2 separate regions of the Homo sapiens genome follow, and region 2 is linked to region 1. The links are chromatin contacts, found by Hi-C or POLR2A ChIA-PET in ENCODE. All regions are on one chromosome and are shown on one strand. The core of a region is the stretch at or near the end of the contact, and the rest is flanking DNA. Distances in the headings are between cores, read along the strand shown.

Region 1 (4,048 bases), core at 1,504-4,003:
ATGATACATTTTATATATATATATATATATGTGTGTGTGTATATATATATATATATATATATATATATATATATGAAGGTCTTTTATATATACATATATATATGAATGTCAGTCATAGATCAAGGGTTAGGGTGGGTCATGAACCAAGAATTAAATTTCATCTAATTTTATGCACTCAATTAAAAACAAGCAAATACATACATACATATATGCATAAAGAGTTAGAATGGCTTCCAAGACAGATGGAAACAAATAGTAAATGTATGTTCAATGAATGGATGAGTGAAATGTCTTGCCAAATGATCCCAGTGCATTTGAGGACGGAGATCAAGGAGTTCAAGGACCCATAAGACATGAACTTCGTTGTCCCTTCGTTTTCCTGCCTCCTACAGGAGAGAAATAACTTGGCCTCCTCAATTCTTGTTTGTCTTTAAGAACCTGAGGAGCACTTTGTCTTTGACAACAACAATAGAACAAATGGTATTCGTATATCATTTTTATTGTTTACAAAAGATTATACCCCAGAGCATATCTTGTCCTCAAAATAAATTTGCCAAGTAGATATTCCCATTTTAAAGGTAAGGAAGTGGAAGGGAAGAGAAATGAAGTGTCTTACTCAAGGCCAGTGAACTGATATGTGTTGGAGGGAGTAGGAAATGAGAAGTAAAAATCTTGTGCTCCCACTGCTGGTCTGAGAATTGAATAATTCCCAGTTGTCTAGGAATATTCAAAATTATTGTATACAATGACTTAAAATCCCCCTGGAAGACATGCAGTTTCTAAATGCCTAATTGCCACAACTGAAGTAAATCAGTAGTCATGGTCCAACCTCTATTGGAGAGGAAGGGGGATTTTGAATGATACAATTTATGTTGTTCAACATAGCTCTCTTTTTATCCAATGGCAACCTTTTACAGATGACTTGGAGTTGCAAAAAGTCAAAGATTTGCTTAGGCAAATTCTTTATTCATGACATTGTGCACCCAAGATTTTCTTTCCTCCAGCCAGTCTCTGGAAACACATTTAGGGTATTGTGCTATTTTCATTTTATGACTACAGAAACAGAGTTCAAACGTTCTTAGTCTAAGACTATTCAGCAACTTCTTTCTAAACTAGGAAGGTATGAATCTGAGATCTCCCATTTTCAGAAAGCTTCCATAATCTTTGCATATATCGCATTCCAGCTTTCATAGAGGGGATGTCTGAGTCATTTGCTCATCCGACAAATCGTCATACTTTTGCCAACAAACATTCTTCCTTGGTTTTCTCTCTTCCTGAAGCGTGTAGCAATGTTCCTAGCTCTCAAGAAAGATCTGGAGCAGCTCGGAAGATAAGAGCAATTGAAGAAGAAAGTTACAATTTAGTGGAGTTAATTTTATCGCAGACTTTCAGCACGCTATTCACATGCAAACTTCACACAGAATATTTTTATCACTACCTTATTGGAATAGATTGGTAATTAATAGCTTGTAATCCACCATTGCTAACATGTTTTGACTTATTAAACACTTGGACAAAATAAAAGAAGATCTGTTTTGCCATAAGGGGGAGCTTTTGAGTTCTATAAAGAGGGGGAAAAAAGAAGAAAAAAATATATTACATGTATGTCCCAGTTCAAAAACAGACCTACAAAGCAGCAAATGGTCAGATCCTTACCTGTGACTTTAACAATTTCAGAGGACCTGAATTGCTTAAGTTGAAAACATTAGGCAAATTAATATTTTTCTCTCATTTTCTTCTTATAAAATTAAAATAATTTCTAATGACCAACAGAGTATTTTAAAGAGTATTCGGGGAAATTCAGAGACCCAGTTGTACTAGGACTACAGCTTCTGAAAGGCAGATGTCCTGGACAGTGCCTTTCTTCTATTTTCTTCTGATGATTCCATAAGAACTTTGGAAACATTTGGGTTAGCTGAAGCCAGCCTTATCTGGGGGCTCAGAAAAGAGGGGAATGGTTCATCATCGTACAACTTTAAGGAAATTCTGAGAGGGAAAAGGACAGGGAAAAGAAGAGGGAAAGAGGTAAAGGGAGAGGAAGCGGGAAGAAGAGTAAGGGAGAGAGTGAGAAAAAGAGAAAGAGAGGGAGAGGGAGGGAGGGAGAGACAGAGAGAGAGAATTAAAAAAAAAAATCTAAGAATCAAGTTTCAAGACTCTTTATGTGCTACAGAAAAGGATGAGGTTTACCAGCAAAGTGCAAAGGGGATCCTAAGAGAAGAGACAGATTTTTCTCCTGCCATCAGAAATAATAATAATAAGTGGGGGGAGTGAGGGAGGGAAAAAAAGCAAGCAAAACAAAACAAAAACAGGAATGTGTGTTTTGAGCAGGAATGAGAGCTGGGAGGACCGTAAGGGGGTGTGTACAGAATTTCATTAAATTGTTACTTTAAGATTGTCTCCTTAAAAAAAAAAAAAAAAAAAGAGAGAGAGAGAGAGAGAGAAAAGGAGGGGGTGGTGGAGAAGCGGGAGCGAAGGAAAGGAGGCAAAAGGCAAAGTGAAGGAAAGCTGGATAGCTCGGCCTCTCCAAACTGATTGATTAGTCATGATCCCCGCAGTTTTAACAGGGACTCATTCAATTGGGAAGGTGGAGCGCTGGGGAGCAGATTAGCATACGCTTGTTTACTCATCTTCTGAGGGATTTTTTCCCCCTCTTTCCTTTCATTTTGAGAAGAAGGAGGGAGGGGAGGGGGGACTTGGGGGGGGAGAAGGGGGCTGTGGCTTGTGTTATAAAGGACGCAAAAAATAAATAAATTAGAGCATCTTTTGGGGGGAGGGAATTCAGCGGATCAGTCTTAAGAGGAGCTTTTTTTTGGAGCGAGAAATCATATAAAATAAAATGAAATAAAACAAGGAGGAAGGCAACCAGCTGTTAGGGGAAAAATAAGGCAGATAAAGGAGCGGGGAGAGAAATTAATTGCCAACCAGGAGGAGTTGGGCTGTATTTTTCAAAGGTGGGGAGAGTGGAGCACACACCTTGAGGAGGAAAGCGAGAAAGAAAAGAAAAAAGCAAGTGGAAAGGGGGGCTCGCCCAAGAAGGGTGAAGAAGCGAAGAAAGTCGAGGCGCCGAGGCTCCCAAAGCTGGCAGCTCCGGGTGGCGGTGCAGGGGCGAAGGGGGGGCGGGGGGAACCGTCGGACATGCGGCTCTGGAGTTGGGTGCTGCACCTGGGGCTGCTGAGCGCCGCGCTGGGCTGCGGGCTGGCCGAGCGTCCCCGCCGGGCCCGGAGAGACCCGCGGGCCGGCCGACCCCCGCGCCCCGCCGCCGGCCCGGCCACCTGCGCCACCCGGGCGGCCCGCGGCCGCCGCGCCTCGCCGCCGCCGCCGCCGCCGCCGGGCGGTGCCTGGGAAGCCGTGCGCGTCCCCCGGCGGCGGCAGCAGCGGGAGGCGAGGGGCGCCACCGAGGAGCCGAGCCCGCCGAGCCGGGCGCTCTATTTCAGCGGGCGAGGCGAGCAGCTGCGCCTCCGGGCCGACCTCGAGCTGCCCCGGGACGCGTTCACGCTGCAAGTGTGGCTGCGAGCGGAGGGGGGCCAGAGGTCTCCGGCAGTGATCACAGGTAGGTGAGGGCGCCTCGGCGGGCGCTGCACCGTCCCTGCGGCCCCAGAGGCTCGCGGGTGTCTGGGCGCGGGTGGCGGGCGGGTCGGGGGCTTGCGGGCGTGTCTGTGCGAGAGCTGCCCCGCGAGCGGCGCAGAGACATCCGGGCGAGCTGAGAGCCTCACTTTGCTCCATCGGTGGAATGGGCACACTCGGAAGGCGTAGCTGCTCCATCCCTGGGAGGAACCTGGGGAGCCCTCCTGGCGGCCCCGCGGACCCTCGGCCAGTGAGGGCTGGTTCCCGGAGCCTAGGGCACGTAACCCGTGCTCCGAATGGTCAGATGCACTCTCTCCTTTTGGGATGAAAGGGAGGATGACCCAATTGAGATGCATGTGAAAGGAGACTTGGGGACCGTTGATTTCTTTGACGTTTTAATGGAGGTAACTCCCCTTCATTAGGCCCCATTCCCCTGAAAGCCGGCAAGGGCAAGGTTGTTGTAATGGCCAGGACTTAGAAGTCC
Region 2 (3,927 bases), core at 1,283-3,782, 480 kb before region 1:
CTCCTGGCCTCAAGGGGTCCACCCACCTTGGCCTCCCATAGTGCTGGGATTACAAGTGTGAGCCACCGCGCCTGGCCTTGTTCTCCCTTTCTAAAGCCATTTTGCCCCAGGCCTCATCTTCTGCAACAGGATTACAAAATTTCCTGTGTAATTGATGACAGAGAATATACATTTGCTTCACCTTACACTTATTCACCTTAACCTTAACCTTACACTTACCCACTTACACTTATTATGGCCCCTTGATCCAGAGTATACAAGGTGTTCTTCCTTGTTTGGTACATGTCTATGCTTTGGTAAATAATACCAAGTAAGGGTATTCAGTCTGTGTTCTTTCCAATGCTGAGTTCTGTTCATTCCTTTTTTTCTTTTTTTAACAAGCTTTTCACCAGAGTGAGATGATGAACATATCCAATCAACAAACCCCTGCTGACAATTCCTTTCCATCTACTCTCCTTTTGTATGCAGCTGCTGATAACTCCACAAGAACACCCTATGATTTATAGCCCTGGGCAAGTCAAAATCCAAATTTAGGAAAAATATTGTTTTCCAGGGAAGCAATTTTCTGAAGTATGAGTTGTTTTTTTAAAAACACAAAAAACAACCAATTGATATCACTGAACAGAAAACTTCTCTAAATCTGCAGAATTTACCTTAGATCCTGTCATTCACCTTAGATATTCCTGCATAACTAGGGTGGATTTAGGTGGGTTAGATTTTTAGATTTAGCCCTAAAAGGTACTATAAAGTGCTTTCCTAAAAATAAAAGGGGCCTTTGGATCCACTCTGAAGCTATTGATTGTGGACCTGACCAGGTTTCCTGTGTATCATGGTGAGATTGGCAGCCAGGTACAGTACTGAACTAGATAGATAAAGAAGATGCCAGTTCCCATAGAGTTTCTGAGATAGGTGACCATGGACAACAAAGATGTAAGCAACTGAACAAGATCATTGCAAATAATGATAAATGCACAGGAAACAAAAAGCACCATAGTCAGAAAGTGACTAGGCTGGCAGTCGTTATATTGGGTGGTGACAGAAGCTTCTCTGAGGTCAAGACATTTGAGCTGAGACCTGAGAAGGAGGCAATGATCTGGGATCAGAGCTTTTCAGGAAAAGGAAACAGCCAGTGAAATGCTCCAAGATAGTAGTAACATTCTCTTGAAGTACAGCAAGAATGCCAGTGTACTTATAGTAGACTAAACCATTGGAGAGAGCAATTAGCTTGAAGACAGAGGCCAGATGACATAAGGCATGAGTGGCCATGCTAAGGAGTTTGAAATCTAGGCGGTTAGAGGGGTTAGCAGGAAATTGTATGGCATTTTTTTTTTTTTTAAGACGGAGTCTCACTATGTCACCAGGCTGGAGTGCAGTGGTGCGACCACTGCAATCTCCGCCTCCGGGATTCAAGTGATTCTCCTACCTCAGCTTCTTGAAGAAATGGTATGGTATCTTTAAGAGACCTGTTTGCTGTAGGATAGATGATAATACTGGAGACAGAGAAAGCAGTTGGAAACTTTCATGTAAGCAGTGACAGAAGGCCTTGCATCAGAGTGACAGCAGTAGAGATGGGCAGGGGAGGAGAGATTTCAAGATATTTTCTTCAGGCAGAGGAAATAGGACTCTCTGATAGGCTGGATGTGGAAGGAGTAAAGAAAATAATTGGCAGGGTACAGTGGTTCATGCCTATAGTCCCAATACTTTGGGCAGCTGAGACAGTAAGATTGCTTGAGCGCAGGACTTTGAGTCCAACCTGGGCAACAGAGGGAGACCCCTCTATCTAAAAAAAAAAAAAAAAAAAAAAAAGGCTGGGCTAGCCATGTGTGGTGATGGTGCATGCCTGTGGTCCTAGCTACTTGGGAGACTGAGGTGGGAGGATCACTTGGGCCCAGGAATTTGAGACTGCAGTGAGCCATGGTCGTGCCACTGCACTCCAACCTGGGCAAGAGAGCAAGACTCTGTCTCAAAAAAAGAAAAAAATAAAAGAATCAACAAAGACTCCTAGGCTTTTGTTTTGAGCAATTGGATGGGTATCATATAATAGCATCTTCTGAGACAAAGACTGGAGTAGAAAGGAATTTTGGATATACAATGAATAACTATCTTCTAAGGTGAGTTCCAACTCACTTCTAAGGAATCAAACTGTTCACACCCAACCAACACTTCCACTTTTACAAACAAACAACATGATTTTAACTTTCTGTCTCCACTAGGTACTCGACTGTGGTTCAATCTCCAGACCTAGAACAGGAATAGAAGCAAAGGGATTTTCAATATAAATATTAGTTGAATGGTATGAAGTAAAACAAACTTATACTGGTAATAGCTTTGGAATTTACAAAGCATTTTCCCATGCATTATGTCTTCTCCTCCTCATATTAACCCTGCAAACGAAATAACATTATTACCCGTACTTTACAGAAGAGGACACTGAAGCCAAAGGAGAAAATTAACTAGCTCAGTCTTGCATGACCCCTGTGAATGGACTGATCTTGAAACCCAGGTAACCTTACTCCCTGGTCCCAGCCTTTGTTAATGGGGACACAATCCTGGAAATTTTGCCTGTGTGTAAACCTCTAGGGGCTTTTTCTTTCATCGTTTTACATCAGCCAGACTCTGACTCACAGCTGGAGAATCAGCTTCCTTATTATGTAGCGAATTCCATGAACACACACCAAGAGTTGTTTTCTGTAACAGGCTGAAGTAGCTTCTTCTCCCAGTCTCTTTCTCCCATCAAAATTAGAATATCTTTCCTTGGAAAACTGTGCCCAGGTTGAGGGGGACTTCTCCCTGGTTTTGTGTAGACTCTTTGATATGCTCCAAACTCAACGCCTTTCCTTCAATCCCTGGGGCCTTAGGAACAGCCAACCCACATGTGGTGGGAAGTGAGGCGAGGGGGAAAGAGGAATGTGAGGGAGACACAAACACAGCACAATGTTTTCTTTCTGAGAAACTTCATCAAGGCTCCGATTCCAGTGACCTCACCTTCAAGCAATGCCAGCTCCTTTGCTTTAAATCAAAGTTGACATGTGGTGGTGGTTCACATATTTGGAGTCTAATGAGCCTGCAGCTTCTAATGCTGCAAAGGAAATCCTGAGAGTAATATCTGCCCTCTGAGATCAGAGGTGGTCAATAACCTTAATGTATGTCAGCTTCCACACTTTACTCCAGAATTCTTAAGGAAGGTACACATGAAAGGTTGGGCTGTCTATGTAGTGAGCAGCATTCAAATTGGGACACTTACCGCAACCCGCCAGTATACATTCTGTAGTCTAATTTCAAGAAAATGAAACTGAATTATACAAACAGGCTCTCAATTGATCTTCCTACTTTTATTCTTGTCTCGTAATCTTATGTTTTTTTCTCAAAGCACTGAATGTCCTTTCCCGGCTCAAATTCTTCTAGTCCTTACTTGTCACAAATAGAATATAATCGATGTGCCTTTTGATGTCCTACAAAGCCATGCATGATCTGACACCTGGCTATATCTATGAACTTTATTATCACTGCTTCCAACACTCATTCTCACACAAGCTATCTTAGCATCCTTCCTATTCCTAGAGCATGTAACCCGCTGTGACTCATGGTCATTGGCTCTGGTCTTCCCTCTGTAACTGAGGAAAAGGCTCTTACCCAAGAATCTCATGATTCCTTCAATTCCTTCATAATATTCAAGTTTTTGCTCAAATATTACATCTTTAAAGAGTCCTAGCTCCACCATGGTGGAAGTTTCTTCTCCAAGATTTAGTAGTGCCATGATGGTTAATTTTATGTGTCAACTTGACTGGGCCATATGGTGCCCAAATATTTACACAAACATTATTCTGTTTCTGTGAGGATGTTTTGGAATGAGATTACATTTAAATTGGTAGGCTGAGTAAAGAATATTGATTGCCCTTGCTAATGTAGGTGGGCCTCATCTAATCA

Evidence for each region. Hi-C counts contacts between places; a loop is a spot of excess contacts on that map. ChIA-PET counts read pairs that join two places held with the same protein, here RNA polymerase II (POLR2A). Pooled maps may share reads with other maps.
Region 2: a loop to region 1 is called in a map of PC-9, with 7 times the contacts of the local background. The contact joins the enhancer-like site here to the promoter of PAPPA in region 1. A Hi-C loop is called at or near these places in 4 of 168 maps with a recorded cell type or tissue (IMR-90, PC-9, chondrocyte and 1 more) and 2 of 50 pooled maps. POLR2A ChIA-PET finds 5 or more read pairs at or near these places in 7 of 52 experiments (A549, A673, AG04449 and 4 more).

Annotation. Positions count from the first base shown.
Region 1 is chr9:116,151,038-116,155,085 of GRCh38, forward strand. PAPPA (pappalysin 1) reads left to right here and starts at 2,754. Exons shown (of 22, transcript NM_002581.5): 1 at 2,754-3,550. The coding sequence starts at 3,136.
Region 2 is chr9:115,670,224-115,674,150 of GRCh38, forward strand. LOC105376235 (a long non-coding RNA gene) reads left to right here. Exons shown (of 7, transcript XR_930270.3): 6 at 2,214-2,293; 7 at 2,422-2,605. Among named protein-coding and RNA genes, the nearest start is that of LINC00474, 250 kb to the right of the region's middle. RefSeq lists an enhancer at 1,858-3,057. Within about 2 kb of position 2,533, at least 10 of the 41 ENCODE cell types and tissues checked have a DNase peak (open chromatin) inside an H3K27ac peak, as active enhancers do; they include A673, IMR-90 and PC-9, where a contact is called at or near this core.